3 separate regions of the Mus musculus genome follow, and all the other regions are linked to region 2. A link is a loop called in an ENCODE intact Hi-C map of the cell type or tissue named here. Cell type or tissue: left cerebral cortex. All regions are shown on one strand. Links, peaks and the distances in the headings refer to the core of each region. The heading gives the core; the rest is flanking DNA.

Region 1 (10,562 bases), core at 1,302-9,301, 140 kb before region 2:
CCCTCTCTTGTCCTCTGTCTCTTTCTCTGTCTGTCTCTCTCTCGGCAGGTCGTCCGTACTGCCCTTTCATAAAGGCATCGGACAGTGGGCCTTCCTCCTCCTCCTCTTCCTCCTCTTCCCCTCCACGGACTCCCTTTCCCTATATCACCTGCCACCGCACCCCAAACCTCTCTTCCTCCCTCCCATGTAGGTAGCAGCCCCAGGCCTCGGCAGGGTGGGGTAAGGAGGGCCCCGCTTCCCAGCAGCCCCCTCGCCCTTTCTCCCCCAGCCTGACTGCCGACTGCTGGTGTTTGTCCCCAGAGCAGGTACTACCTGCCTCTTGTCCCTGGCCCTGTAGGGCACTGGCCCCCAGCGGCCTGGTTCACAGGGTCTGGAGCAGCAATCTGGCCCCTGGGGGGCCTGGGGAGCTCACAGCCCCCACCCACACTTGAGACACAAGGTGGATAGTCCTGATTCCACCTGGCTCCCACTTCCTCACTCACTAGCCTGGGCATTTGCTCCGCAGGCAGCCACCTGGACAGCCACCGGAGGATGGCACCCACTCCTATTCCCACCCGGAGCCCATCTGATTCCAGCACAGCCTCTACCCCCATCGCTGAGCAGATCGAGAGGGCCCTGGATGAGGTCACATCCTCGCAGCCTCCACCTCCACCTCCACCACCTCCACCAACTCAAGGTAAGAGAAGGGCCCCACCGGTACCTATCCTTCCATCAGTCTCTGGGTAGGGAACCCTAGGTTGCCACAGTAACATAGTTCAAAGAACTTGGACCAATCCTCACCAACACTACACTGCTAAGGAAGTGGCTATAGCAGAGGAGCGCCCTGGTGTTGCTCTTAGACAATGCCTTCTCTAACCCTCAGTGGCTCATCACTGAGGAATGTGGCCTTCCTCCTGGTGGTTTAAAAAAAGTTGGTGAGGGCTGGAGAGATGGCTCCGAGGTTAAGAGCACTGGTTGCTCTCCCTGAGGTCCTGAGTTCAATTCCCAGCATCCACATGGTGGCTCACAACCACCTATAATGAGATCTGGCACCCTCTTCTGACCTGGAGGCGTACACGTAGGCAGGATGCTGTATACATAATAAAAATGAATCTTTCAAAACATAAAAATGAAAAGAGTGGGTGAAAGGATAGGGAGGTACAGCTGTAGTAGAAGGTATCTCAAATTTACCCAGAAGTCTCAAACTCGTCACTCTTCAGTGGGTGGACATGGTACACTGGCCCAGGGCATCTATCCTTCCCCAAGGGGGCTGACTGTATTGTGTCCTTCATGTGCACTGCCACAGAGGCCCAGGAGACTACCCCAAGCCTGGATGAAGAGCTCAGCAAGGAGGCCAAAGTAACAGCAGCTCCTGAGGTCTGGGCTGGCTGTGCGGCAGAGCCCCCTCAGGCACAGGAACCTCCCCTGTTGCAAAGCAGCCCCCTGGAGGACTCGATGTGCACAGAATCTCCAGAGCAGGCTGCCCTGGCTGCCCCTGCGGAGCCTGCTGCCTCTGTCACCTCAGTAGCTGATGTCCATGCAGCTGACACCATTGAGACCACCACTGCCACTACTGACACCACTATTGCCAACAACGTCACCCCTGCCGCTGCCAGCCTCATTGATCTATGGCCTGGCAACGGGGAAGAGGCCTCAACACTTCAGGCTGAACCCAGGGTGCCCACACCACCCTCAGGTGCTGAGGCCTCCCTGGCAGAGGTGCCCCTGCTGAATGAGGCCGCTCAGGAGCCGCTGCCGCCGGTAGGCGAAGGCTGTGCTAACCTTCTTAATTTTGATGAGCTGCCAGAACCTCCAGCCACCTTCTGTGACCCAGAGGAGGAAGTAGGAGAAACGCTGGCTGCCTCCCAGGTCCTAACTATGCCCTCAGCTCTAGAGGAGGTAGATCAGGTGCTGGAGCAGGAGCTGGAGCCAGAACCTCACCTGCTGACCAATGGAGAGACCACTCAAAAGGAGGGGACCCAGGTGGGACAGGGGGAGCCTGGTGGGAGGGACAGTATTCAGTGCGGAGGGGGAGGGCGGATTGCTTGTAGATCCATATTGAGAAGCAGCTCTATGCCACGCCCCTTTCCATCTCTGCCATTCGTTCCCTGGCAGGCATCTGTGTTTCCCCAGCAACCAAGGATTCCAAGAGTGGTTGCTGGGGAAACAGGCTCAGGCCTGATAGATCAGCTGTTGTCCTGACAGTTGGGTCCTGGTGACCTAAGCTTTTATTAAACTAACTAAATAAACAAACAAAACAAAACCAAATAACAAACCCCAGCAGGCCAGCGAAGGATACTTCAGTCAGTCACAGGAGGAAGAGTTCGCCCAATCAGAAGAGCCATGTGCAAAGGTTCCGCCTCCTGTATTTTACAACAAGCCTCCAGGTAGTATCCCCGGGTGAATGATGGGAATTCTGGAATTCTGGGATGGGACTGGAGGGCTAGGGGTGTCACTAGAGTCGGTTGGCACAGCTCTTAGAGGTTGGGGGGCGGGTGGCACCACTGATGGATCTACCCAGCCTTCTCTCTTCTCTCAATATATCCTAGAAATCGACATCACCTGCTGGGATGCAGACCCAGTTCCTGAAGAGGAAGAGGGCTTCGAGGGTGGTGATTAGTAGCGGCGACTGCCCCCTGGCTGCCCTCGCCAAGGCTGCCTACCTGCAGTGGCCTCTGGCCAGCCGGCTTGCAGTGCCAGCATTAGCAGCAGCCCCGCCTGGCTCCCACTCTGGATTCCGGCACTGGCCGGGGACCTGTCTGCTTCCTTACCCACAGGGCCTGACTTTTACAGCTTTTCTCTTTTTTTTAAAAGTTGATAGACTTGTACAATTGACTGGTTTTCCTCCCGTTGGTAGTTGAAACAATGTTGCAGATTCCACCCCCTTCCTGCCCAGACCAGATTGTAGCTTAGTTCTTTCTGCTCAGCTGACCAGGGTGGAGGCCTCACCTTGTTTGGGACCTGGTGGGGGTCGGGGGTTCTGGTGGGAAAATGTTCCCCCCATCACTTTTCCTAGTTTTATGTTTCTTGGAAAAAAAATCACTTTGTATTCTCTATCCAGGGCTTCAGATATTTTGCACGAAATTTAAAACATGGCAATAAATGGCTCGTGGGCTCTGGCTCCCTGGGACCCTTCCCCTTCTCTTTACCCTCGCTGCTTGGTCAGAAGGAATTATCAGACCCACCTGGGGCCCCTTGGCTTCCCGCCCTCTCCTGCCGGGCAGGTCCCAGGCTGGAGGTCCTAGGCATGACTCAAGTCAGGGCTTATTGATGGGACCCAGTGGTTTGGGTGGCCCCTCCCCAATTCTTTCCTCTCTGCTTGGGTTCTTTTTCACATTAACTTTTTTTTTTTTTCTAAGCACAAACTTATGTAATGGGTCGTGCTCATGTCTGTTAATAAAGAAATCCAGATCCCTTCGGGCCTGCTGCTCTGGGCCTCCAGGGGTTGATCTGGCGTGGGCGCCGGCCCTCACGACCAGCTTCCCAACTCCTGTCACCTCCGAGGCTACAGGGGGCGCACAAAAACAGGTTAGGAGGAGACGGAACATTAAGCCCTTGAGAAACAACCTTTGGTTTCCGAACACCAGCCCTCTGCTCTCAAGGCCAGTACTCGGGCACTTTCCCTAAAGTCCACATGCCCGGTCACTAGCACCTTGTGCTTAAAGCAGCTGGTATCCCCCTCCGCTTGTACCAAAGCAGATCACACACCTTTATTATCCTCAAAATGTAACAAACAGGGTAAGAAATCCCTCCCTCCCCCCCACCCCTCCCTGCAGTCCAAGGGAAGCATTTAAAAAGCCTCGCAGTCAGGCTAGGAGTTCGCCCGTGGGGCTCGGGACGCCGGGCGCCCCTCTATACGGCTGTAGTCCTCCCGAACAAGGGGATGGAGACCGGCAGACGCCAAGCTCCGTGCTCCAGGGGCTCTCGGCTGCTGAGCTCTGAGTCGGTCCAGCTGGGGAAAACCCGGCGGCTGCGTTCCGCCTGCAGACAGAGGGCAGGGCAGGGTGCGGCGGGCCGCGGGGCGCTGGGAAGATGCAGCGCCGAAGTATAGCCCCGGTCCAGGAAGAGAGGCTTGTAACTCGGAGGCGGCTGCTCCTGCTTCTCCGCGCTGTCGCGGCGGCTCAGAAAGGGCGTGACGATCTTGCGGTAGAGGCCGCGAGTGTCCGTGAGCACCTCGCTGTAGGGAGGCGGCGGCTCGGCCATCAGCACCGCCTCCTCGTAGCACGGCGGCTTAGACATGTCCGATTCCGCTGCGGAACGGGAAGCGGGCTGGTGAGGATGAAGCCGCCGGCCCGGGGCAGAAGCCTCGCCCAGCCACCACCACCCCAGCCCGCTTCTCCCGGTGCTAAGGGTGGGGCGCCTCCGGCATGGGCAGGGAGCGCTCGCCTGCCGAAACGCAGCCTTACCTTGGCGCGGATAGCTCCAGGGCCGGGGCGGCACGGCGAGGTGCGGCGGCGGTGGGTGCGGCAGTGCGTGATGGTGTGGGTGCGGGTGCGCGTGCGGCGGCGCCGGCCCGTGGTGCAGCAGCGGGTGCACGTGCACGTGCGAGTGCGCGTGCACAGGCGCCTCCAGACGGCTGCGGTGCGGTGGCGGCGGCGGCGCCAGGCCGGGAGGACTTCCAGCCAGGCTGCCCTCAAGCTCGAGGGGCTCCAGCTCCAGGGCACGCAAGTTCTGCTCCCTTAGTCGCTCCTCCTGGCGCCGTTTGAGGCGGCGGCGCAGGAAGCTGCAGAAGCAGCAGAGCAGGACGATGAGACCCCAGATGAGCCAGAAGCCGGCGAAGCAAGTGAGGAACGTGTAGGTGCCCTGGGACATCACCATGGCTGCGGCACAAGCGGCAGGTCCTCGGCGGCTCTACTGGACGCTGGGCTCCTCGGCGTGGCCCCGGGGCCGCGCCACGCTCCCAGGTGCCGCCAGTGTCACTCGGGGACCTGCGGCCGGGGGCTGCCTGCGGCGGGGCTCAATAGGCGCACATGCCGGCGAGGGGCAACTGTGGTTCCCGCTCCTTCCCATGGCGCCGGCCGGCGCGGGCCTGCTTCACCCGGGGCCGCGAGCGACCTGCGGGGCAGACACAGGGCTCAGCGAGGCTCGCCAGGGTCCTTGGTGACTCCCGGCCTGCATCCGCGTCCCGCGCAGGGCCGGGGATGCCTCCTCGGTGGGAACCCCCGCACTCCCCGGGGGCCGGGTGACGTCACCCAGGGATGACGTCACGCCCCGAGGTTTCCCCGATAGGGTTTCCCCCGAATCGGGACCCGGCGACCGCGTGCTGACGCGACCCAAGAGAGGCCAGTAGGGGGCGCGCGGAGTCCGCCCGCGACCCCAGGGTCCAGCTTCGAGGTGGTTTCGGAAGCTGTGACTGCCAGGACGCTGGAGTAGTCTTGGCGCGGTGTTTTGGGGGCGAGGGAAAGGGCAGTGCACCTCCAGGAGGCCCACCAGCAGTCCGCTTGGAGCCCAGTTTCTGCCCTGCACTGCTTCCAACTATTAGCCACGCCTGAAAGAGATTGGCGAGTGGCTGCCACTGCATGCCACCAGCCCGGTCTTTGTCTGTTCCCAACACCGTGTGCTGGGCGTGGGCCAGGCCGGCTTTCCTTCCTCTAGGCGCCTCTGCCAGCCGGATTCTAGCCCCAACTCGACTTCCCACACCACCTACTCATGCGCAAACCCCACTTGGCTGCACCTCTCTTACTTCCAACCCAACCCCCTTCCTTCCACTAATCCCTTTCCCTCTTTGTAAAGTGGGGTAGAAAATTAGATTTGTCTTTCAGACCCACCTAGCCCTACAGTCAGGACAAACCCTGGTCTCTGGGTCCACCTCCTATCACAGCAGGGGGCGACATCTCTGCATGGGTGGGGGGCTACAGGGGTTGGTGGGAGAGAAGTCTGGAGCCCTGACTGCTTAATTAAGGCCAAGCAACAGACGGGTCACCATCCCCACAGAACAGAGATGGGCCTTTCTCGAATACCTTCTACCAGCAACTTACACAACCCTGTGGGTAACAGTGTCTTTCTAACTCACAGCTGGGAGCTGGAAGAGCAGTTAACTGCACAGACCGCAGCTCTAATTTGAACCTAGGTCTAGTCACCAAGCGCTGGCCCACTGAACTTGTGAGAAGGAAGGTTTTCCAGGAGCTTCAAGGAAATGCCTGGCCTTGGCGCACCCACACTCACTCAGCTTTGGTGCCCGAAATCAGCTTAAGACTCGGGCTGAAAGGGTGCCAGGCCTTGGCCACCCCATCTCCCCAGATGGCTCCTGTCTGACTCTCTGGCTGCCTTCAGCCATGTGTCACTTGGTGCCCGTGCCAGTCCTATCCTCCTGGGCCTGCGTTCCAGAGCAGACAAGGGTAGGAACAATAGCTCTGCCCGCCCCCTTGACAACCCCACCACGAGGCTGCCATGGTGATGCAGCCCAGATAAAAACACGATGCTGCCAGTCACTGGGAGTTAATTAAATCTGTTGTTCTCTTTCCTTGAGCCCTCAGGAACAGGAATGTTCTGAAGAAATAGGCACAAGCTAGAGGTTTCAAGCAAAAGGGCAGAAACAGTTCCGGGTTAAAGAAGGAATTTCTGTGGCTGGAGTTAATGATGCTTGCTAAGTTAGAAGTATCTGCCAAGAATCAGGGGTGACATGGGTCTGCAATGATGAAGATGGCTCGAGCCCAGAAGATGGGCTATCATGGACAGCATGATGTCACGGTCCCTTCTAAGAGTATATAAGGGGAAGCTTTAGAATAATGTCAGGGTCATCAGAAACTGTCCTTTCTTTCCAGGTAATTGTCATTTTTGAGACAGGATGTCACTATATAGTCCCAGCTAACTTAAGAGCAATCCACAGGCCTCTGCCTTCCCATTACTGGATGAAAGGCATGAACCACCACCACCACCACCACCACCACCACCACCACCACAACTGGCTTCATGCAGAATCTTAAGGGCATTCACATTACCCTGTCACTTCTGGTTGCACTGTTCTCTGAGAGATGAGGTGACACGCTCAGAAGCAAGAGCAAGCCTCGTCTCATGTGGCACAGCTAAAAGAAGGCGCTAAGGTTTAGCCTGTATCTCAGTCAGTCACTGCCCACTTCCCACGTGGCAGGCTGTGGATGAAACTCTGTTGGTCAGCACTGGGCACCAGAGACCCTGAGAACCCCTGGTCGTTAGGTTAACTAGTCGCCAGACTTCCTGTCCAGGCTCTGGCCCACCTGTTGTGGTGTAGCTCAGGGAGTGGGGAAGAAGTACAAGATGGAGAGAGAGTGGCAGCTTCAGGCTCAACACAGAATGAAGTACAGAAGCTATACCCTAAGGGTACCTAGCTAAAGTGGGCGTTAGGCCAGACTCCAAAGAATGAGCCCCAAATCTCTGTGCGTCTGTCGCTGAGGCAAGGATTAAGAACCATCATTCACTGTGCCATGCAATCTGAGGGTCAGAGAAATCTCCTTGGGAACACACCACTGAGCTGGCCTCGGACAACAGCCAGGCTGTACTGTCCAACTAATAGTAAGCATTCTCCTGCAGGGGGCCACAGAGGGCCGGCCGACATCTGGCCTACAGTCTCCTCTATATTCTTTAGTCCACAAGAGTTGCTCAGTCCATAAACATCAAGTGGGCCATGCATATCTTTTGAGATGCTCTATCGTGCAAGCCACACTTTTTAAAGCCCCCTGCCCCACGGCATTTCCCTGCCTCTGTGCATGCTTTGGCCCTAGCTGGGGGAATATGCGGACCTGGAATCTTGCTCTCAGCCACTTGCTGTCTCTATGTGGAAGATGTTGATAGCAAACACCCGCCCCTTGCCCGCCTCCCCTGCTGGGGGCTACGTCCTCCAGATGGACCGCTCCTTCCATCAGCCAAGTTTCTCATTCACTGTATTCCCTCTTTCTCTTTTTTCTCATTGCCTTATATTCTTGCAGATTCTTAAACATTTCTTAGGATTTCATCCTGATTTGTATAGCATTTAGGGCATATGGTTTTGCTGGGGTTTCTTAGACCATCCTGGGATTACAGCAAGGGATGAAAGCAAGACTCCAGGTGTTTTCTAACCACTGTGCTCAGTTTCCTCAGGAATCCCTACGATAAAAGTTGTGCTCATTTCTGCAAAGGTCACTGAGTTGTCTGCTTCTGGGCTGGGGGGTGGCTGGTGGGTTTTGGAATGGTACCTCTGAAACCTGTACAAGTGTATCAACATCTTTGACATAGAGACAGCAAGTGGCTGAGAGCAAGATCCCAGGTCTGCATATTCCCCCAGCTAGGGCCAAAGCATGCACAGAGGCAGGGAAATGCCGTGGGGCAGGGGGCTTTAAAAAGCGTGGCCTGCACGATAGAGCATCTCAAAACCTGTACAAGTGTCTGAAATACAAGGAAGGGGAGCTTGTCCAGATCTAGAGATCTAGCACCACCCACCACCACACGATTCAAGAGGTCTGGGGGTTCACATTTCTCGTCCTGAACTCACTAGGTCACCCACACTGGCCTTGGACGCCATCACAGCCCTCTTGCTTCCTCTTCCTCAAAACTGAGTTCACAGGCAAAAGCCACCACACCTGGCTTCAGAGTTCAAATTTCTAACAATTTCCCAGCATATGAGATGCCAGAGAACCCCGGGACCTCGGTCATGGTCTCCAGAATGCGTTCCTGCCAGGGCCTCTTGGCCTCCTCTACCGTTCCCTGAATGTGTTTGCCCTGAGCTACGTCACAGCCCTAGCCAGGGTGAGGATAATAAAGCCTAGTCATCTTGGAATGCACTAGGGAATTAACCAAGGCCTGATCAACTGACACACAGTAGCTAAAAGCCACTTGTGGGAGTGATTTGAGTGGTGTTTTAGCTGTAGGGGAGGAGAATACTTCAGGAGCTGGATCAGGGTATAGTTCATCTTGGGAAACATCACTGAAAAAAGCCATGACCCAGCTCTTAGCCCTCTAGGGGTGGGTTTGTTTTGTTTTGAAGACACAGTCTCATTATGTAGCTCTGGCTGTCATGGCACTATATAGACCAGGTTGGCCTGAAACTCAGAGATCTACCTGCCTTTGCCTCCCAACTACTGGGATTAAAGGTATGCACCATTAAAACTGGTATGCACCATAAAAACTGGTAGTCAGGCTGGGTTATAACCAAAGCAAAAACCCAGTCATCTATGAATACGAGGAAAAATATATTGAGGAGACAGAGTGGTTGAACACATGGCTAGGGTGGAGGAGGGAAGTCGCTGTCACCTGTCCTTGCAGGTGTCACTAGCCTCTACAGTTGTGGTCTCAGCAACACTCAGGAGGTCAAGTCATGGGCTCACTTGGTTGGAAAGCCCTGAAGACTGCCGAGTCCAGTCATGGCAGGCAAGGCTTACCAGGGAGACAAAGGTGACATTTCTACACCTCTCTCTCACACCAACACAGATGCACTGAGGCCAGAGAGAGCTGAACTTGTCTCCCAGAGTCAGTCTTGCATGGGTTTGCCATAACCTCACTCCCAATAATCTCAGTAGGATGTGTGACCTGACCTCAGCACAAAGAAATTGCCACAGGACACCAGAGACGAGTTCCAGTCGATTTTTGGACACAGAGGATTTCCTTAGGCCCACATTTCTCAGCTCTGACCCTGTCGGAGGCAGTGGAGGAATGGAGGCAGGGAAAGCCCAAGCCCATATTAAAACCTCATTTCTGTGCTTCCCTGTGTCCCCACCCCTCACTCAACATGGACAGGATTTGTTCTTGCAAGGGAGGAGGCCACCTGGTAGGAAAGATAATGTTCATGTGTCAGAAGGAGCAGCCCGTTTTAACAAGTCAAGCGCAGAGAAGAACCTGTTTCTGTCCTAATTAACCCCGTGATCCCATCCTAGTCACACAGCTAAGGTAGAACATGGATGCTAAGACCTGGCTGAGGGGCTGGAGAGATGGTGCAGTAGTTAAGAGCACTTGTTCTTCTTGCAGAGGACCCAGGTTCAATTCCCAGCACAAACATAGTGTGATTAACTACAACCTGAAACTCCAGTTCCAGGCATCTGATGCCCTCTTCTGACCTCCATAGGCACCAAGCACACACATGGTACACAGATAGAGTTGTAGGTAAAACACCCAAACACAATGTGAATAAACCAAAAATAGACAGACAAAAAAGACCCAAACCTGTCCCAAACCCGTCCAGTAATGCCCAAGTCAGTTTTGGGGCGGGAAGAGACACAACAGATGTGAAATCACTGTAAGTCTCATGTACACAACTACGTGTGGCCAGCTGCAGGCCAGCACCCGGCACTATGGTGGTGGTCCAACAGAAATCCCCCCACATTACTATGGGCTGCATGCAGGGTCAAGAGTTAAGACCTTCAACTTTAACACAGTCCGTGGATGTGTCTTGTTGGCCAGTGAGTAACAATTTTTTCAACATTCATTTTCCCAACATTTGCACAAAGGTCAGTTTTAAGCATGATTTCAAAAACTGGATGATCTAGACACATGAAGTCCACATATTGCATGGTGACATTAACTGCTGAGCAGGCCCCTGGCTACATCCCTCATCCCACTGCCCCTAGGACACATGAAGGCTCCCAGTCTCTGAGCTGGTCTGGCCAATCACAGGGCTCCAGCACTATCTTAATCTG
Region 2 (10,562 bases), core at 1,611-9,610:
ATGGAGGCATTAAAGGAGAGCATCCAAGGCTGAGGGGCCGTGGTGTCAGACAGGAAGGGATGTCAGACAGCAGGGAAATGTGGATGAAATAGGTAAGTCTTGGCTGTTGTTTTGCAAATGGAACTCCTGGCTCCACACATCCTAGACTCTATCATGAAGTTCCACCCCCAGCTTCAGGAAACATTTCTTCTCCGTATGTAAAGCTATTGGTGTAACTCCGTGGGTCAGCTCACTTCTAAGAACATGTGAGATCCCAGGTTCAATTCCCAGCACATGTACACGTGCGCACACACACACAAAGTCTAAAATAATGTGAGTTAGGAAGTGAAACGTGTAGAAAGAAAGTGTAACACCACGGGGAAGAAAGGCTATCATGGAGTAAATGGAAGCATTATCTACCAATCACACACACACTGTGGCTTATCCAAGGTAGATGGTGATAATCCAAAGATGTGTATTTCCTGAGGTCATCATTTAAAAGATGGTTTTCCAGGCTGGAGAGATGGCTCAGCGGTTAAGAGCACTGACTGCTCTTCCAGAGGTCCTGAATTCAAGTCCCAGAAACCACATGGTGGCTCTCAACCATCTGTAACAAGATCAGACACCCTCTTCTTGTGTGTTGAAAGACAGCTACAATGTACTCATATAAATTAAAAAAACAAAATCGGGCTGGAGAGATGGCTCAGCGGTTAAGAGCACCACTGCTCTTCCATAGATCCTGAGTTCAAATCCCAGCAACCACATGGTGGCTCACAACCATCTGTAACAAGATCTGATGCCCTCTTCTGGAGTGTCTAAAGATAGCTACAGTGTACTTACATATAATAAATAAATCTTTTAAAAAAACAAGATCACTGCAGCAGGCTAGGGAAATGGAGCAGCAGTTAAGAGCTAGATGCTCTTTCAGAATCTAATCTAGGTTAGAGTCCCAGCATCCGCAGTGACCCACAGCCACATGTATCTCCAGTTCCAGGAATTCTGACTCACTCTTCTGGCCTCCAGGGCATCCGGTACACACATGGTACACAGACATACATGGAGGCAAAATACTCAAAAATAACAATCAAAGTCTACTTGAAAGAGACACAGTTAAAAGCTGCAGGAGGTGCCACTGTCCTGTGCTATCCTGACAGGCTGGGGTGACATTCCCAGGTAGCCTCGAGCTGGGTGCTTCTGTCCCCCCAGCACGGATGGATGCTTTTCTCAGTCCTGTGTGCCTCTGCTACTGGGCCACAATCCGGTAGAAGAGGTGACCTCAAGAGACACAGGACCATTGGTGTTTTTAGAAGGTGCAAAGGAGGAGAGAGTCCTGGGGCTTTGCTGGAGGATGTGGCATTTGAGTGCATCTGGTATAGGCAGGGAGTGGGCGAGGGCAGGATCAGTGTGCTACGAGGCAGAGGAGGGGCACTGCCCAGCCCCTTGAACCCAAGGGCTGTTGGAGCCATCGCAGGTTGTACCAGGCATCAGTTCTACTGCAGCAAGGGGGAACTCACTGAAGGAGTCCAGCGTCTTTTTTTTTTTTAATATTCATTATGTATACAGTATTCTGCATGCATACCAGAAGAGAGCATCAGATTCCAGTATAGATAGTTGTGAGCCACCATGTGATTGCTGGGAATTGAACTCAGGACCTCTGGAGGAACAGCCAGCGCTCTTAACCTCTGAGCCATCTCACCAGCCCCGGAGTTCAGCTTCTTAATCAGGTCCCCACATCTGCAAAGGTTCTGGGGACAGGGAGACATCAGGACTATACCCTGAGCAATCTGTAGCAGGAGATGGAAGGCCTTGGTGATCTAAGGCACAAATCCATTTGGACATTAGTTATCTGACAAACTGCGACAAGGTAAGACAGCCCACTCCAGCCTGGCAGTGGTGGTGCATGCCTTTAAGCCTAGCACTTGGGAGGCAGAGGCAGGCATCCGCCTCTGAGTTCGAGACCAGCCTGGCTAAAGAGTGAGTTCCTGGACAGCCAGGGCTACACAGAGAAACCCTGTCCTGAAAAAAAAACAAAAAACCAACCAAACAACCAAATAAAACCCCCAAAACAGCCCCCCACCCCAACCCAACCAACCAACCAACCAACCAACAAAAAGACAGTCCACTCCAGTTACTGTGGCTGAAGGGGAAGTGGATCCCCAGACATCACAGGACCCAGGTGATCTAGGGACAGAGGCTCTTTTAGGTCACTGGAGTATCTGTTGGACCTGATACTTGCCAGAGCTTCATCGCCACACCTTGCCTTTCCCCCTAGGAAGGGTTACTCCTGCCTGCTCTGGCCCTATCTACATATTCATGGGAGGTCTGAGGCCAGGTTGACTTCTAACAACACCCTTCAGCCAGGCTGTTACCTATACCTCCTAGGATGATTCTGAGATGATGTGGCCTCCTCCCTCTGCTGGAACTTTCCTTGGAGAACCTTTTGTCTCCGTCCTGTTCTGAGGTCAGTCTCCTGGGTAGCAGATGTATGATGTCTGTGCCTGCACGGTGCTTGCGTGAAACCCCGACATTTGGGAACTGGAAGGAGTATCAGGAGGTCGCCATCTTGGGTTACATAGCAAGTTTGAAGCTAGATTGTTGCACATGAGATCCTGTGTCAATTCGCTCCTCCTTCTCTTCCAAGGGGAACGCACAAGAGCCTGACTGCTGACCGGAGCTGGGCAGACCTTCCGGTGTCTCTCTCCATAGCCACCAGGCCTTTCAGTCTACAAACTGTTACACAGTAGCCGCAACTCTTGGATTTAAAAAAAAAAAAAAAAAAAAAAAGGCGATTTCCCTTGGGAAGACAGCCTCTTCCGAAGGGGCCTGATTGGCACGTGACTGTGTTTTCCTAAGGCCATCTGTTCATAGTGCCCCCTCTCTGGTCCACTTGACTCTCAGAATGCCCCATCATTCCTGACTCATAGGTATGGCTACCCCTAGTGGCTATCCAGGAGCCTCCACCGGATGGCTAGCAGAGCCTTGTTCTAGATGCCACCCCGCCCCCCAGGGGCTGTCTGGTTGCAATGGCCCTAATGAGAGACGTATGTTTGCTTGCTGGCATTAGTTGTAACCACCGCAACGCTGTCTCACAGTACGCGAGTTGTCGTCACACCTAGCAGTGGCCGCTGAGGAGCTCCAGAACTCAGGGTGAGACAGTGTGTTTCATGCCCTGGCTTGGGAAGCTATCAACAGCCGACGTTTTCACGACGCCATTAACCTCCCTGCGAAGGACGGGAGAGCTAGGAGGGATTCCCATTCGAAGACCAATGAAGGGCAGATACGGGGCGGCCCGTACCGTGTCCTGCGTCCGCGCCCCCAACACAGGCGCGTGCGCATCGCCGTCTCTCGTAGCTCGCCCCCGCCCTCCTCGTCCGGGTTTTCAAATTTGAAACCGGCAGCTTTTCCCGCCCGAGTCGGGGCCCCCGCGGCGGGAGAAGGCGGGGCCGCGCATCAACCAACCCAGTCTCCGAGGCTCGCGGCCCGCCCGGAGGATGTGGCCGCGTCCCGCGCGCACGTGTAGCCCAGGCCGGCGCCTGCTAGGACCGGCGCGATTGCCTGTCGCAGGAGTGGGGCAGCTTGCAGCGCCCGGTGTCCGGGCTGCCTGACCCGGCGGAGGGTTCTTCCCTAAAGCGCAGAGCAGCAGCCCAGTTCAGCCTGGGCGGGAAGAGGCGGGCTGGGCTGGGCAGGGCGGGGCGGACGGGGTTCCCATGGGCGGGGCGGGGAGGGGCCAGGGCGGGGCGACCGGGGGCGGGGCGGGCCCTGTGCTTGTGGCACCGTGTCAGTTACATTGAAACAAAAGTGGTAAGGCGGCTGACAGGGCTAGCATCCCTAGCCCGCTGGTCGTCGGCTGTCGCCGACATGGAACCCGTGGCTAGCAACATCCAGGTCCTGCTGCAGGCAGCGGAGTTCCTGGAGAGGCGCGAGAGAGGTGAGGACAGACCCCGCGCGCGGGCTGAATTTGGCTCCCAACCTGGAGGGAGCAAGGCTGGAGGGCTGCTGGCGCGCTGCCGCCCGCACATCTATTGGAGTTCGCAGGCAGCCGGGCAGGGAGTGACTGGGGAAAGGGTCCTGGCGCCAAAAGCCTTTCCTTGACTTCGCCGTGCCAGGGGCTCCAGCTGACGGGCTGTGTTGCTGTGTTCTCTCTCTGGCAGAGGCAGAGCACGGTTATGCGTCCCTGTGTCCACACCACAGCCCCGGGACCGTCTGCAGGAGGAGGAAGCCACCCCTGCAAGCTCCTGGCGCGCTGAACAGTGGGCGGTGAGCAGGGATGGGGCAGTGTAGGGAGGGATGCTGGTCCTTAGCTGTCCCATCTAACTCTCTTCTCACTTCCTTGTTTGTTCTTCTGGCCCAGGTACCCTGCTCCATCCGCCTTTTCTACACACACACACACACACACACACACACACACACACACACACACGGCCCAGGTACCCTGCTCCATCCGCCTTTTCTACACACACACACACACACACACACACACATCACATCACATCACACAGGTCATTCACACTCCTGAATTGTCTCTACTACAGGCTTCTGCTTTTCTGTTCTTTTGCATATTCTGTTTCTTTAAAATAGTTTCCCCTCTACTGATTTCTCTGACAGGCTTATTTTTTGATCAAGTGTCACATCTGTCCAGGGAGCCTGTCTTGCCTGGCTGTCAGGGGCGAGACCCCGCAAGTACCTGGGCAAGTGTCCTGTATTTTTTGGTGTGTGTGTCTGATTCCTTTAGTCACTACCTGGGGTGTGGTGTCCTAAAGGAACCCAGGCCCTCACGAAAGGCTTCCTTGGCGCAGCTATCTGTAGTGAGGTCTGAGCTGCACAACAGCCTGGGGTTGAGGATTTGCACAGTACCCTCACTTGATCCCCTTGGCATTCACAGGTCTGTGCACAACGAGCTGGAGAAGCGCAGGTGAGTCCCAACCTGGCTCTCAACAGTTCCCGGTCTCAAGGACCATCTTTCTCAGACCTTTCCTCCCTTGCCATCCCTCTGGCTAGGGAGGTGGGGCTGGTACTGCCCTCCAGACTCCTTCCCTTGCAGGAGAGCCCAGCTGAAGCGGTGCTTAGAGCAACTGAGGCAGCAGATGCCCCTGGGAGTTGACTGTACCCGATACACTACACTAAGCCTCCTGCGCCGGGCCAGGGTGCATATCCAGGTGAGGAGCTGTCTCTTGTCTCTCTGCTTGGGAGACAGTGTGGTCTTGTGGTGTGGATGGCCTGGCTGCAGGGCTGCCTCCATTCTGTGGGACTTGAGACAATCCCGTTTTGTTCCCGAATCCATCTAATGGAAGAGAAGCAGACAGCAGGGCTGTTCTGAGGCCTTGTAAATGTTCCTTTTGTTGTGGGTAGTATTACTTAAGTCCTAGCTGTGAGACCTTGGATGAGTCTGTTTCCTGTTGGGTTCAGCAGGGAGTATACGGCTGGTGAAAATACTGTGCTAAGCCCTGCGATTCGGCAGACCGCAGAGGGCTGGTACCTAGCCTCTCCTCCTGACTTACTCCTCAGGGCTTTCTGGTTTGGGTTCTGCTGGTGGTGTTGAGTCAGGGGAGGTCTGGAGGCAAAGGACAGTGAATTAACTAGCTGGTTGGACTTGGCCTTGCTGCTGCTCGGGTGGAATTGCAGGCCCCCTGGTGGACAGGAGTGGATATGCAGACAACAAGGCCTAGGCTGTGCCAACCATGTGGGCGTGTTAGAAGCTGCCTTGGCAACAGAAGAGGATGTTTCCTGCTTTCTGGGCCCATGTGATGGAAGGAAACAATGAGAGTCAGACAGAGAGAGAGAGAGAGAGAGAGAGAGTGCGCACGCATGTGCGCGCACATGCGCGCACACACACACACACACACACACACACACACACACACACACACACACACACCTCTGAGAGCAGATGAGGGGCAGAATCAATCAATGCCTGACCTGTTTATCAGCGTTTATCATACACGGCTCTGTTAGGTTCTATTCAAGGGCCAGGGCAGTCAGTGCCATTGCTATTCAGCACATATTTGCACTGTCACATACATGCCTGCCTTCACCTCCAAGTGACCTGGTTCTCACGTAGGCTTACATTTCTCCCATGAGCTTGTCTGACCTCATTTTCAAGTAGATGAGCGTGCTACCCAGAGGGGCTGGCACCTGGGCATTAGCCCTTTCCTTGGGCAGCATCTCCTGAGTGGTCCTTCCACCAGGCTGCCTGCTATTCTGCATGTGCTGAGGCCAGCTCTAGCTGGGATCCCTGAAGGGACACAGCCTCACTTCCTGCTTCCTGTGAAACTCAAGCATCCCTAATGCGGCCTTGCTTTCCTGGGCTCCAAGTGGTCCCGTGACAGCTTGTAAAAGCTTCTCTCTTGGCCTACCAGAGACAAAGAGCTTCCCGGGGTCCCTCTGCCTTGATGGTACCCAGCCCCGTAGTTTAGTCTAGGTGAGGACATGCACCTTTCTGTACCTTGTGCTGAGTGTTCTGGCTTATTCCCCCCTTGCTTTAAATCATTTGTACGGGTTAAAGATCAAACCTAAGGCCTTGCACGTGCTAGGCACACCTTACCCCTGAGCTGCATCTCCAGCTGCTGTCTCTCTCTCTCTCTCTTTTTTTTTTTTTGTTTTGGTTTTTTTTGAGATAGGATTTCTCTGTATAGCCCTGGCTGTCCTGGAACTCACTCTGTAGACCAGAACTCAGAAATCTGCCTGCCTCTGCCTCCCGAGTGCTGGGATTAAAGGCATGCGCCACCACCCCCGGCTTGCTGTGTCTTTCTTATTATCTGCATGCAGGCTTCAGCCCAGTGAGTCTATAGTCCAACAATCAAGTGTAAAGAAATGGAAAGAGGTCAGGCAGTGGTGGCGCACGCCTTTAATCCCAGCATTTGGGAGGCAGAGGCAGGCGGATTTCTGAGTTTGAGGCCAGCCTGGTCTACAAAGTGAGTTCCAGGACAGCCAGGGCTACACAGAGAAGAGAAACCCTGTCTCGAAAAACCAAAAAAAAAAAAAGAAATGGAAAGAGACCACCAGATAGTGTGCTGGGTCTGACCACAGGTAGCAGTGGATGGAAACCTAAGTGTGGCCACATCCTTCAGTTTTACTTGTCAGGATGCTACAGTCCCCAAGTTTGTACTGACATTATATTCTCCATTGGATTATGTGACTAGGCTCTAAAGACACTTGAGATGGGGGTACCCTATGGTCCGTACTCATCTAGACAGTTCTTTGTATATTGAAGGGCAGGAGGTGGTGGCCTCTGAAGGTCATGAAGCCACCCTGGATGGGGTTCGTTCCATGGCTGCCTCTCTGTAGACCCTGGGCAGCTGACCCTATTCCCTGCCCCCGTGGGTTCTACAGAAGCTGGAGGAGCAGGAGCAGCAAGCCCGGCGGCTCAAGGAAAAGCTTCGCAGCAAACAGCAGAGCCTGCAGCAGCAGCTGGAGCAGCTCCAGGGGCTGCCAGGAGCTAGGGAGCGAGAGCGGCTGAGGGCAGACAGCTTGGACTCTTCAGGCCTGTCCTCTGAGCGCTCAGACTCAGACCAAGGTGGGTGCACACCCTGGGAGGGGCGAGGCTGGGGCGGGGGGCGGGGCCAGTGGGGAGCGTGGCTGGCTGGGGCGAGTGGACCGCTGGGGCGAGCAGACTGGCTTCTCCTTGCAGAGGATCTGGAGGTGGATGTGGAGAGCCTGGTGTTTGGGACTGAAACAGAGCTCCTACAGAGCTTCAGCGCTGGGCGGGAGCACAGCTACTCACACAGCACCTGCGCCTGGCTATGATGCCCACTGCGGCCTGTACTCTCCTTGGACTGAGCCTGCCAGTCAGTGGCCCCCACACAAGTTGGCTTAGAGCCACATGTTGAAGAGACTAAAGCCAAGGTGTGGGAGCAGACTCCAGACTCTGCTGCACAGCTTGAGCTTGGGCCACCCTCCCCATCCCCCAGGGAATTTCATGTAGCACTTGGCCCTGCTTTGCTGCTCCCCACAGGGACAGGAAGCCTCAAAACTTCTTGTTCCTGGGCAAAGCCCCAGGCCTCTGCCCGTATATACTGCACAGTATTTTCATTAAAATCCTCTTTTGTAAGTTCCTGTCCATGGTTTTGCCCCGATGAGATGAAGTCCCTGCCACAACTGGAAGAGAGGAAATAAGGTCAGTAGCTGGCAAAAAGGGTCTTGTGAAGGCAGTGCACATCTGACAGCGTGGAGGATGCTCTGTGGTCCTGATGCTGAGGCAGAGTGTGTGACGTGCCTGAGCTCCTGATTCAAACCAAAGCTATCTGACTCCAGAACTGGGGCTAATCAAATCATGTGTTTATTGAGTGCCTGTTATGTGCTAAATATTGTTCAGGGTACTTGGGACACAGCAGAGAATAAAACAAGGAGCCCTGCCCTCTTGGAGCGTACAGTCTATCACCTGCGCACTGCTGTGACCTTGGGCAAGTCACTGCACCCCTCTGCCCGGCAGACAGAGCTGGGTGTGGTGCAGATGCTGACCAGGACAGGGCCCTGACCCACCACCCCAGACAGCAGAGAGGGCTGCAGGTTGCTCTTTAATAATCACGTACACTGGGGAGAGGGAGAGGAAGCGAGTTATACGAGCTGCCGCTGCTGCTGCTTGGTGGCGGCCTTGTTGGCCAGGTCCTTGGCCTTCTCTGTAGCTGCCAGTGCGGTCTCCTTTGCTTTCTCTTTGGCCTCTTTGGCTGTCTCAACAAGGGTTTTGGAAGGGGCCTCACCTGTGGCAAACGACAGGGTCTAGCTTCAGACAATGCCTGGAAGACCCACCCAAGCCCTGGTCAATCACAGCAGCCATTGTTGATGGGTTCTTAGGAATGAAGTTGGTGTCCTGTTTCTTGACCCTCCCACCCATCCTTCATAGGCACACTTAGGAGTCTCATTGGTCAAGGCTACTGGGAGTGAGGGTTTCTCCAACTCCTGACACAGTGTCCAGGGCCCTCACCTTGTAGCTTGGCCAGGATGTATTCAAAGCCCTTCATTGTCTTGGTCACATTGCTTTTGAACCGGGCAAGACCAAATTCCTGGCAGGAGAGGGAGAAGGATGGGAGAGTTACTCAATGACCCAGAGCCGAGCCCCGCCCTGCCCGCCCTGCAGCCTCTTACCTGGACAGCTCTGGAGACGCCAAATAAGCTAGAGGAGACCCAGGCTTCCCGACGGATTTCGGTCCAGCCGCTATTGTCAGAGTTCACACAGTAAACACATCGTTCCTCCACCACCTTCAAGGGAAGTTGGGCTGAGCACCTCAAAGAAGCACCCTATGCTCTGCTCACTTGCACGCTCACACCCTGTCTCTACCATGCTACTGTCCCTGTCTCCTTCACAAGGGGAAGCAATGACAAAGTTCTTCCCGTTATGTATCCTGGGCCCAGAGGGAGGCTGCTCTGCCTCCATTACCTCTCTGTTGACCCTTCCAAGTAGAACAGTTTCTTGGGATCAGTTGCTATTCCAACCCGATCTTGGGGCCTCTGGATCTAGATGTGAGCAGTGTTTCTCGTCTGCCTTCTACCCTCTCCTCTTTGAACTTCCTGGTATTGTGTGTGTGCGCAAGCACGCGCACACACTCCAAAAATGACAGCTTTCATTAACAAAGGGAGCGGCAGCCTCCTGAAGAATGTGAAGTAGTCACAAACTTGTCAATGTGATATCTACCAAGCAGAGCTCTCAGCTGAGGTGACTTCAGACAGTGCTGGGCAGGAAAAGGTGCCTTACTCACGGATTGTGAGTGGCACATCTTTATATAAAGTTTTTCTTTTTTGAAACGCACAATTTCCACCTCTCAGGCTTACAGAAGCCGAGAAAGAATCATCTAGAAGCTCGAAGGTTATTCACACTGTGTGAACATTCCCAAACATGGGTTTTCAAGCCTTCCAAAGCATACAAGATCCATATAATGCACTTCCTCAAATCTCATGCACAAACCGAGGCACACCCCAGTTATCTCCACTTGATGTGACTCCAACAGGGAAGCCACAGCCTCCCTTTCTCGATCAGCATCATTCCTGAAAGCCACCCCCCCCCCCATATGTATGCATGCATGCATGTCACCAACTGACTGCTCTGCGCACAGTACTTGTAACAAGCTTTGAAAAGGGGTGTCAGCCGGGCAGTGGTTGGTGGTGCACGCCTTTAATCCTAGCACTTGGGAGGCAGAGGCAGGTAGATTTCTAAGCTCGAGGACAGCCTGGTCTACAAAATGAGTTCCAGGAGAGCCAGAGTTTCACAGAGAAACCCTGTCTCGGGGAAAAAAAAAAAGAAAAAAAGAACAGGGGTGTCTTTCCCCACCATCTGAGAGCCAAGGGACAGTCCCAGAGAATCTGACCAATCGAAAGGGTAGACCAATCTAAGGGCAGAACTCTAGAGATGCAGCTCATTGGTATTTTAGGCCTGCCTCTGGCCACAGAAGTTCCCACAACTCTCTTGCCTGAAATCTGAAGGGCAACTATTTTGAGGGAGCAAAGGAAGTCTCACCATCAGCCGGGCATGGTTGATGTTCCAGGTGAAGGTGGTCATGGTCTGATTCTGGGGGTCCACAATAGAGTCCTCCAGGATGTACACGGAGTGAGCAACGTTGGCAGGAAACAGTCGCTCTGCCCAACGTGGCATC
Region 3 (10,562 bases), core at 956-8,955, 190 kb before region 2:
GTAGAAGGCGGTGAAGAAAGATGCTCATTGTTAACGTTTGACTTAAACACAGCACACACACACACACACACACACATGTATATGAAACTCACACTCATGCACACATGCCATACACATGCACATGCAGAGAGTTTTACCAGTTGCCTACGCTGTTCCAGGGATGAGAGGAACAGCCCGTGTTCTCCAGGTGCCAGCCTTCCAGAGCGAGATAATTTACCAGTGCCTGTTTTCTGCTCCCTGCTGCTTCTGGACTCTGCTCCACTTGTGCGTAAGAAGCTGCTCCGGCTACCAAGTACCTGGCTTCTCAATCCTTGGACTTCCTGCTTCAGCTGCACCTCCTTTAGAGACAGAATCTCTGGCACTTCCACTTGCCTTAACCTCATGCCCTGGCCTCTCAACAATGAGCTTAGAGACACCCAGGTTCATCTTGCCCACATGTTGACACTCCCAAGCCCTGTGCTCAAGACAGTGACAATCAGCCTTGCTCCTAGCATCTTCCGGCTGCCTCTTACCTTCCACTCTACTTCCCCCACACCTCGCACTTGGAGTTGCTCCTCCCCTCCTACTTCATGTGACTGGTCAAGCCCTCAGCCTCTGGCGAATCCACTGACATCTGCTCACATCTGGAGAAATCCACTTACAAAGACTTGACTGTTGTCTCACATAGGCAGGTCCTGCAGGCTTCCTGCGCTGCTACTGTCCCAGAGGAGCCATGCTGTGCAGGTTTGAATGCGAATGACACCCATAGACCCATAAGTTCGAATGCTTGGTCCCCAGTTAGTGGAACTGTTTGGGAAGGATTGGGAGGTGTGGCCTTGATAAGGGGGTGTGTCACTGGGGTTAAGCTCTAAGGTTTCAAAAAGCCATGCTAGGAAGAGTCTCTCTCTTTCTGTCTCCCGCTTGTGGATCAGATGTGAGCTCTCAGCTACTGCTCCAGTGCCATGCCTGACTTTCATACTGCCACGCACCCCACCAGGATGAACACGCAGTAATTCTCTGAAACTGTCAACAAGTCACCAGGTAAATGCTTTCTTGTGTAAAGTGCCTTAGTCAGGACATCCTATCACAGCAGCAGAGCAGTAACTAAGACATCTTCAAGCCTTCCACTTCCACCTACCCCCACCTCCTAGACGCTGTCAGGACTCAGCAGTGAGCAGACGTGAACTTCTGCCCTCCTCTGCTGTACTAACAAAGGGTCCAGCATCTTCATGCATCTTTTCCTTCCTGGCCCTACAGAAGGAGTGTTTGTCTCTAGATTGTGCTCCCATGGGAAGTGTCCAGTTAGTTTCTTTGTGGGACTTTTCCTCATTCATTCATTCATTCATTCATTCACTGACATTAGCATCTTGCCATTTTCTTCCTTCCTTTCTTTCTTTATTTTTTTAAAGATTTACTTATTTATTTTATGTATATGAGTACATTGTTGCTATCTTCAGGCACACCAGAAGAGGGCATAAGATCCAATTATAGATGGTTGTGAGCCACCATGTGCTTGCTGGGAATTGAACTCAGGACCTCTGGAAGAACAGTCAGTGCTCTTCACCACTGAGCCATCTCTCCAGCCCACCATCACCATTTCCAATACCAGAGAAATGACAGATGCTCTCTGATTTCAAGTACGAAGAACAACCTTCCATGGCCCTCACGTTCCCTGTCTGCCTCCTCCTCCCACTTCTCGGTTCTGCTCACACTGAAGCTCCTTGAAACCATTGAATTACTCTCATTTCCAGTTTCTTGCCCCCTCTCTCCCTAACTTCAGTTTCCTCTTTTTCTACTTTTCCATTACATAATGTTTCAAAGTCACGGACTCCCTGCCAGACCAAGCTACACATTGAGACCCTGGGACCCCTCTGCTCCTTGGCAGGACTCCTTGTCCTTCCTGAAAGCATCAGTGGTCTTTTCTGCACAATTACAGCGTCTCCTCCAGATTGGCTCACGTTTTTCCAGTGCTCAGGGATGGAAGCCAAAGCTATTGTCCAGCTAGCCAAATGTTCCTCCAGAAGCAGCCCCAGCTCTTCTGCTATCTTCTCTGTTACTGATCCTCTCAGAGTTCTTGCAGATCAGCCTGTCAAGTCGTCTGGAAGCCTCTGAAGAGTGCCCATGGCTAGGCTCACACGTACAGCTCTGGTTTTTTTGTTTTTTGTTTTTTGTTTGTTTGTTTGTTTGTTTTTTAAATCAGTTGGGGACAAGGGACTTTGGCATTGGTGTTTGGGTTTTCAAATTCTGGGATTATTCTGACATGTGTCCTGAGCTGAGCACCACTGGTGTAGGTAAGCTAATCACTGCCTTCATTTTCTTAAGATTTGCTTATTTGGGGGCTGGTGAGATGGCTCAGTGGGTAAGAGCACTGACTGCTCTTCCGAAGGTCCGCAGTTCAAATCCCAGCAACCACATGGTGGCTCACAACCATCCGTAATGAGATCTGACTCCCTCTTCTGGAGTGTCTGAAGACAGCTACAGTGTACTTACATATAATAAATAAATCTTTAAAAAAAAAAAGTGGATAACTCACCAGGCATCTTGGCTCATGCCTTTGGTCCCAGTGCCTGGGAACCAGAGGCAGGTAGATCTCTGTGAGTTGGAGGCTAGCTTGGTCTATGGAGTGAGTTCTATACCAGCCAGGGTATACAATGAATACTTGTTTCAAAAACAAAAACAAAAACAAAACAAAACACAAAAAACAACCATGGATAATGCAGTACATTTAAAAAAAAAAGAAAAAAAAAGATTTGCTTGTTTGTTTGTTTATTATTTTTCTGAGACAGGGTTTCTCTGTATATCTCTGGCTATCCTGGAACTCTATAGACCAGGCTGGCCTCGAACTCAGAGATCCATCTGCCTCTGCCTCCTATGTTCTGGGATCAAAGGTGTGTGCCACCACCACCACAGTGATTTATTTATATTTATGTGTGTGTCACTTGTGTGTCTGTGTGCATGAAGTGTATGGCATGCCCATGGCAGCCAGAAGAGGTCAGAGTGCTTAGATACCCTCTGGAGTTTTAGACCCATTATTAGTCACAATGTGGGTACTAGGAACCAAACTTGGGTACTCTACAAGAGCAAAATTGTTCTTAACTGCAAAATCTCTCCAGCCTTTACACATCACTACATTTTAAAGGCCATTTAAATACTGGTAGTTTTCAAAGGCATGTCTTCCTTCAACATAGACTTTCTGGGGATGGAGAAGTGGCTTAGTGGTTAAGTGCTTACTGTTCTACCAGAGGAGGAGTTTGTTTCTCAGCACCCACATGAAGTGGCTCACAAATGCCTGCAATACCTAGGAATAATACAACTCTCCCCTGTTCGCTATAAATCTTTGAACATGCACACACATACACACTTACACACAGATATACACACTCACACATGCATGAACACACATGCAATACACACTCACATGCATGCATGTGCACATACACACAAACGTATGCATGTAGGCACACTTGTACATGCACACACACACACATACTTCATGCTCACTACAGATCTAAGAATCCCACTGCACACTGGACATCTGGATATCTAAAAGACAATCCTGGGTCTAGGGCTGTAGCTAAAGGGTGATAACACTTATCTAATAGATGTGAAACCCTTGCCCACCAATACTGCTGAAAGAAAAATATCTCCAACTTTAATGTGGGACGAGAAGTTAGAAGTTGGGACTCAGTGCATTACTCTCCCAAGGCGTGTTTGAGAACAAAAAGAAAAGTCTAGAAGGATGTTAGATGCTGAGAGTCAGGTTAGCACAAACAGTCCTGGCAAAACAGCATCGCCCACAACCAATCAAGCAATCGTAGAGCCACAAGGCCAGGAAACCTCACCTGAGCAGCTGCGGCATGGAGGCCTTCTCCCTCAGTGGGTAGTCACAGCCCTTGCTACTTCACCAAAAACAAGGACACACCGGAGTCCTGGTCATAACCAAAACTGGAATCCAGAACTCTGGAGGCTTTGGTCTGTTAACCTCTTCTTCATTAAAAATCCCAGTTTCAGGGCTGGGGATATGACTCAGTGGTAGAGAGTTTTCCAGAATGTACAAGGTTAAGCACACTGACTGCTCTTCCAGAGGTCCTGAGTTCAAATGCCAGCAACCACATGGTGGCTCACAACCATCTGTAAGGAGATCTGACTCCCTCTTCTGGAGTGTCTGAAGACAGCTACAGTGTACTTCCATATAATAAATAAATACATATTTTAAAAAAAGACTCTGTCTCAAAAAAAAAAAGCAAAAAACAAACAAACAAAACAAAAAACAGTCAAAGTCTCAGTTGCATGGGGATTTCCATCTTCTTCCAACTAGTTTAGAAGACCTTCAGAACTAAGAGACCTGGCCATGGAGCTGCAGGGATCCTGGCCACCAGAGGGCGCTGTATCCTTCCTAGTCCCTGCCTGTTCCAAACCTGGAGGCTGTGTGTTCTTGAGAAGATCCAAAAAGATGCACCCAGGCCCATGCCTTTCTGTGGAGCAAGAAAGGTCCTTGGAAGCCTTTCCTGTCGGCCGGCAGATGGCCAGGAGCCGTCGAAGTGCCATTCTCTTTCCTTCATTGCACCTTTGCAAGCCTTCCTTCATCTGATCATATCAACTCCGTGCAGGTTCTGAGGGCAGGCACAATAGGGGCACAGTATATCACAGGGTGGAAAGTGCTATGGGGAAAACAAAGTAGGTTAAAGGACTAGGGTATGATACAGGTATGGTATCATGGAACTGCTGTTTTAAATATTTAAAATGTCTTTGTTTATTCTATTTGTCTGTCTGCATGTATAATCTACGCACCATGTACATGCCTGGTACACAGGGAAGCCAGCAGAGGGTGTCTGAAACCCCCTGGAATTAGAATTACAAATGGTTGTGAGCCACCATGTGGGTTCTGAGAATCAAACCTGGGTCCTTTGAAAGATCCGCTGGTGCTCTTAACTGCTGTGCCATCTCTCCAGTGGGGACTGCTGTTCCAGATGGGGTGCTCGGAGAAGACCCCAGGAGGAGGCAGTATTCAAACAGAGAAAAAAAAAATAAGGCTTTTAGATCCCTACAGAAAAAAAAATAGTTGGGCTGGAGAGATGGCTCAGTGGTTAAGAGCACTGACTGCAGCGGGGTGTGGTGGCACATGCCTGTAATCCCAGCACTCGGGAGGCAGGGGCAGGTGGATTTCTGAGTTTGAGGCCAGCCTGGTCTACAGAGTGAGTTTCAGGACAGCCAGGGATACACAGAGAAACCGTGTCTCAAAAAAAAAAAAAAAAGAAAGAAAGAAAGAAAAGAAAAGAAAAGAAAAAAGAAAGAAAAGAAAAAGAAAAAGAAGAAAAAGAAAAGAAGAAGAAGAAGAAGAAGAAGAAGAAGAAGAAGAAGAAGAAGAAGAAGAAGAAGAAGAAAAAGAAGAAGAAGAGCACTGACTGCTCTTCTGAAGGTCCTGAGTTCAACTCCCAGCAACCCCATGATGGCTCACAACCATCTGTAATGGAATCTGATGCCCTCCTCTGGTGTGTCTGAAGAGAGTGACAGTGTACTCATATATAGAAAATAAACAAGTAAATGTTTTTTAAAAAAGAAAAAAAAAGTGTTTGAAGATAAAGAAATTGTGAAATGCAAAGGGGCCCTAAGGCGAGAATATACTTGGGGGTGTAGAACCAGGGCCAGAGTGGGCTAAGTGGAGTGGGCGAGTGTGAAAGAGCTCTGCCAGTTTTATTTCTTTTTCATGTCTTAGAGAGTCAGACTTAACATCTTCCCCAAGAAGCTAAGCATAACCTCCTCCTTTCCCTTATTTTTATTGTATTTCTTTTCTTTTCTTTCTTTTTTCTCCTTTTACTTATTTTGAAGCAGGGTCTCATTAAATGGCCTAGGCTGGCCTTGAACATGTAACCCCCCTTTTCCCCAGTAGCTGGAATTACACAGGCCCTGTGCTGCCAGGCCCAACACTTGACCCAGTTTCTTAGTCTTGGGTAGGTCTTAAGGATTTTAGTTTTATTTTAAATCGAGTGTGAGCCCACTGGAATGCTAAAAAGATGAAGTGTGATCTCTGTTTTAAGAATATCACATCCGCAACGGCAAGAAGACTGGGGGGTGGGGTGGGGGGAGGCAAGGGTGATAGCGGGGCGGTCAGCAAGGAGGCTCGTAGGTGTTGAAGCATTCGATGGAGGTGAAACAGCAGCAAGAGTTAGCTGCTGCTGTTCAAGCCAGTCTACACAAGGAGACCTTATTTTATGTGTATGGGTGAAACAGCAGCAAGGGTTAGCTGTGAGAACATCGGGAGATGATGTAGATGAGAAGAGACATATAATTTCATAGGTTCTGCGGAACCAACCAGGTGAATGATGTCATTGGCTGAGACCAGGAAGGAGTGAGAAGAAAGCACAAACTTGGATTGTTTGAGAAACCTTCCTGGCAGACACGTAGACAAGGTATACATTATTGGTGTCTGCAGTTCTTGAGGAAAGAGCTCGGGCTGACCATTTTCAGTGTTATTGAAAGCCAAAGGAGAGTAAGGGCTCTTAAGGTGTGAGTTTCATGACCAAATGGCCAAAGACTGGAGGCCGATGAAGTGTTATAGAGGGAAGGAAGCCTTGAAGCTAGAAAGATTGGGATTTTAGATGAGGAAGCTGCTGGGCTTGGTATGATCTCAGCCCTCCGGAGGGAAGAGCTGGAAGATCTGGGAACCCATGCAAGTTCAAGCCAGTCTACCCAAGGAGACCTTATTTTATGCGTATGGGCGTTTTCCCTGCATGCATATGTGCGCTATGTGTGCACCAGATGCCTAGAGAGGTCAGAAGAAGGCGCTGTATCTGGGGGGGTGGGGGTGGGAAGAAGAAGATAGAAATGAAGGAATGGAAAAAGAAAAAACCCCTGATCAACCTGGTGTAGACCAGCATTCCTGTCAGAACAGGATGAAACCTGAAGGCTGCAGCTGACTTAATTGAGGTCATAGAAGACCTGGAGAAAGAGTCAATAGTATAGGGGACGAGGGACAAAGAGGGAAACGTGATGGAGACAGAAGCATAGCAGATAGCTAAAGAGGGTGGTTTTGTTTTTTTGGTTTTTTTTTTTCTTCAGTTTTTCGAGACACGGTTTCTCTGTGTAGCCTTGGCTGTCCTGGAACTCACTACATAGATCAGTCAGTCTGGCCTTGAACTCAGAGACCCACCTGAAGAGGATTTCTTCAAGGATGACAACTCCCATAAGAATTTATGTACTTGGGACAATGATGGGGAAGAGGGGGTGTGATGATGGGGGGGCTGGGCAAGGGGAGGCTGTGCACCTCTCTACTGACTCAAACATTCAGGAGAGCTCAGCTTTTCCTTCTGCCCACCCTTGGCTAAGACCGAGGCTAAAGCAGGGGCTCTGAGAACACTCCGTGGCAGCCCCTTCCATCCCAACCGCATTGGAAGAACTGTGTACTCTGGACTGGGGTTAAATGGGAAACAATCCATTCCAATAGTGGTTCTGGGGGCTCTGGGTGGAAGTCCCATGGCTGTGGACTCTACTTACACCGTCAGACAACAAGTGGCGCTAAGCCCGCCCCCGTTGGCTCTTACTATGTATGTATTTACTTGTTTGTTATATCCTGCAAGCCTTTGGTTGGGTTTGGTGTTGAGGACTGAAACAAGGGCCTCCAGAGAGCTTAGCTACTGAGCTCCACCACTAAGCTACATCCCGAACACCAGGAAGCCTAACTTGAAACTACCCTATCTCGCTTCTCCAGTTCCTAGAGAATCTGAAATCTGATGATGCTGACAATATTGACCTCTAACAGTATCCCTAACAGAAAAGTGTTACCATGCCATTTTCCTCTACAAGAGAATACGGTGAGAGATCAATCAACTCTGGGGTTTCAAACGGATGCTTTCCTCCACTCCGCCAGTGGGAGGCGCAAGGGGCTTGGGCGAGAGCCTGAAGCGGGGCACAGGCTGGGCAGCGACCCGACTGGCGAGGGTAAGTGCCCGATCTCACCTTCCCTCTCCTGGAGACTCAGGGTTTTTTGACTGGGTGGGGCCTCCCACCGACCCCGGGATGTCCACTCGTTTGGCCTGGGGAGGGCGTGGCCTAGGGCTCCGCCCCCTTCCGCGGGCTCAAAAGGCGCGGCGTCCGCGGAGGCGGGGTCAGAGCGCAGCGGCGGATCCCATCGCTGCTCCCGGAGGCTGCCAGGCAGCGGCCCAGGCGGGCACTCAGGTACCGGCGTCCGCGAGGGGGTTCCTGGCCTGCACCCTACGGGGTCCTATGGCCCGCTGAGGCGCTGGGGAGGGCGTGGGTGGTCGTGAAGAGTGCCAGATTCCCTCGGCTGGCTTCGGCCGCAGCCTCCGCCCCCGCCTTCCTGCGGCGAAGTGGGGCTGATTGGCGCCTGCGCCACTGTGTGCGGTGGGGACGCGGCCAAGCGCGGGGCTGGGGCGGGAGACGAAGGGAAACAGAGTCATGTTGGCAAGGGAGCATCGTGCGTGGGTGGCACCACTTTCTCTGGCTTCCAGAAAGGATCCCCTCTCTGGCCGTGCGTAAGGGACACGGCCCCCGTCGCTCTCTACAGGACCAGTACCCCGTTTTTCTTTTCCCCTTTCAGAGACCAGGGGTCCCGCCCTGACCACCAGCAGCCTCGACCTGTCCCAAAATGGCTAGGACCCGCTCCAGCGTCCTCCTTCTCCACCCCTCCCCCTCATATCCCGAGCCCCTAACGTGCTCCCTCCTCGGGCTCTCTACAGTGTCAGCTTACACGCCTTATATAGTCCGAGCAGGCTCCGGCGGCGGCCTGCCTGCCGGGACCCGGGGAAGGAGGGGGAGCTGGCCCCTGACTCACCCCGCCACCCTCCTGAGATTCCAGGTTAGCTTGGGCAAAGCAGTGCCAATTAGCCCCACAGCCAACCCCTGGAAGAGAAAAGCACCTGAGCTCGGAGAGGCCTCTCCAGGCCCTCCCGGTGGCAGGGGGCAGGGTGGGGAACCACCTTGTCTGTTGTCTGTGAGAGGTCGGCCTGCCAGGAGCCCAGCCAAGCCAGCTGAGATACCTGCCTCCCAGTGCCTGTGTGTGTTGAGCGTCCGCCCGTGCCTTCTTGGTGCCTGGCCAACGCTAGTGCCCAGATCTGGACCTGCCTGCCAATTTGCATTGCAGACACTTTCTCTTCTTCCTCACAGGAGCAGGCACGATGGATTCCTTCAAGGTGGTGCTGGAAGGGCCAGCCCCTTGGGGCTTCCGTCTGCAAGGGGGCAAGGACTTCAATGTGCCCCTCTCTATCTCTCGGGTGAGCCTAGGTGGGGGAACAAACTCCCCAAGGGTTCTTGGGTGCTCAGGTTTCCAGAGGATCATGGGAGGAAACAGCAGGAGCAAGCCAGGACCAATAAGGCAGGAGTATCCAGGTCCAAATGGACACTTAACTACCAGGACTCCCAACTAGGTGGAGAGTAGAGAGGCACTCCCAACTTCCCTACTTTGACATGGTATTTGATGCTCTCCCACCAAGCCATCTGTGAGTGACAAGGGGGAGCCTGTTCCTTCGGTATTGGAGGCTGATGTCTCCAAGAAGTATCTTACTTAGCTAGGAGAGCAGCCTGTGGAGCCAGGTCCCCAGCAGGATGTAACTTTAATTCCAGTTATTCAAGGAATAGCAGTTGTCATCCTGTTTCCCCAAGTGACAGAGCTTGGTGGGCTGGAGGAGCCCATTCAGTAAGTCCACTGCAGAGCAAGGGTTTGAACTGAGGCACAAAAACGGCTTGTACTCTCTGTACGGTCAAGGCCAACGGGGAACTCTTCCCGCCCTGTGTGAGGACTGAGTCCCAGTCAGCTGGCTCTAGTCAGGCTGTGTGGCCTTTGACCCCAAGCCTAGGTGTAGTGAGGCTGGCCTGTAGAATTCCTGTTCCCATTCCTCAGTCCACCCTGGTGAGGAGGGTGGAGCTGGGAACTGACTCCTCCCTGAGGCAGGGGGATTACCTTATAAGCCCAAGAATGCGGGCCCCAGTTGGGATGGCCAGCAGTGGCTAGTCAACAGAGCCCAAGAGGGCTGGCCTAAGTCTAGGCCCCTTACCTGGCCCTCAGTCATTGGTGTCAGTAGGACTCAAAGCAAACTTTGTGCCCAGCCTTCCAGCTTGGTATCTCTGACTGGCCTAGGGGGTCAAAAAGGGGGCAGGGACTTCCTTCCCTGATATCCGCCTGCCTAGAGAGGCCCACCCAGCCACTGTGTAGGCAGGCAGCTGCTGGCAGGAAGCCCAGGGCAAGCCCAGCCCAAAGGGGCCTGAGAATTTCCAGGCACTGCCCAGCCTGAGTAGGGTATCAAGGCTGGTTCTCTCTGTGGGAGCCAGACATGGTGGACAGGGCAGGCAGGCATGCATGCTGTGTTCTTCCCAGAATCCTTCTCTGGAATTGCTTTGGAATCTGCTCCAACCAGCAGGATGACTAAGGGCTATCTAGACCCTTCCCCCACGCGTACATCCTACGGGTTTCTTCCTCCCCTCTGGGAAAGTGCTGGCCAGTGTAGTGTAGGTCTTAAGTTTTCTTCATTGGTAAGGAAGGCCCTGCAGATGTTGCCTTTTGGGGGCACTCTGCTGGCCCCTGCTGGCCCCTGGCCTCCTTTGTCAGCAGCTTTAACCTGTGGGTGGGG

The links. Hi-C counts contacts between places; a loop is a spot of excess contacts. Peaks named below come from ENCODE experiments on the same cell type or tissue, not always from the same donor. Only the 100,000 strongest peaks of a DNase experiment are listed, where the experiment ranks them.
Region 1: it touches region 2 in a loop (3-fold over the local background); 2 of 42 quality-filtered maps call a loop at or near these places.
Region 3: it touches region 2 in a loop (4-fold over the local background); 4 of 42 quality-filtered maps call a loop at or near these places.

What each region holds. Positions count from the first base shown.
Region 1 is chr13:55,466,260-55,476,821 of GRCm38, reverse strand. Prr7 (proline rich 7 (synaptic)) reads right to left here. Exons shown (of 3, transcript NM_001030296.4): 2 at 4,386-5,034; 3 at 3,667-4,229. The coding sequence starts at 4,797. The coding sequence ends at 3,832. It overlaps Dbn1 (drebrin 1), which reads left to right. Exons shown (of 15, transcript NM_001177371.1): 11 at 49-186; 12 at 506-676; 13 at 1,286-1,962; 14 at 2,264-2,366; 15 at 2,529-3,394. The coding sequence ends at 2,599. Among named protein-coding and RNA genes, the nearest start is that of Mir6944, 6.2 kb to the left of the region's middle. In left cerebral cortex, for the core only: CTCF peaks have their summits at 3,482, 5,261 (motif pointing right), 7,475, 8,876 and 1 weaker place; DNase peaks (open chromatin) are centred at 5,291, 5,554, 6,262, 7,384 and 5 more places; H3K4me3 peaks cover 2,574 bases; H3K27ac peaks cover 5,166 bases.
Region 2 is chr13:55,322,943-55,333,504 of GRCm38, reverse strand. Prelid1 (PRELI domain containing 1) reads right to left here. Exons shown (of 5, transcript NM_025596.5): 2 at 10,427-10,562; 3 at 9,061-9,174; 4 at 8,900-8,978; 5 at 8,233-8,675. The coding sequence ends at 8,533. Mxd3 (Max dimerization protein 3) reads left to right here and starts at 3,774. Exons shown (of 6, transcript NM_016662.5): 1 at 3,774-3,907; 2 at 4,131-4,236; 3 at 4,862-4,891; 4 at 5,021-5,135; 5 at 7,309-7,492; 6 at 7,607-8,335. The coding sequence starts at 3,838. The coding sequence ends at 7,722. In left cerebral cortex, for the core only: CTCF peaks have their summits at 2,941 (motif pointing left), 5,409 and 5,615 (motif pointing left); DNase peaks (open chromatin) are centred at 4,113, 5,638, 6,004, 7,717 and 2 more places; H3K4me3 peaks cover 1,273 bases; H3K27ac peaks cover 727 bases.
Region 3 is chr13:55,510,959-55,521,520 of GRCm38, reverse strand. Pdlim7 (PDZ and LIM domain 7) reads left to right here and starts at 8,075. Exons shown (of 13, transcript NM_001114088.2): 1 at 8,075-8,154; 2 at 9,103-9,209. The coding sequence starts at 9,114. In left cerebral cortex, for the core only: CTCF peaks have their summits at 4,338 (motif pointing right) and 7,858; DNase peaks (open chromatin) are centred at 5,884, 6,255, 7,976, 8,323 and 2 more places; H3K4me3 peaks cover 1,441 bases; H3K27ac peaks cover 2,132 bases.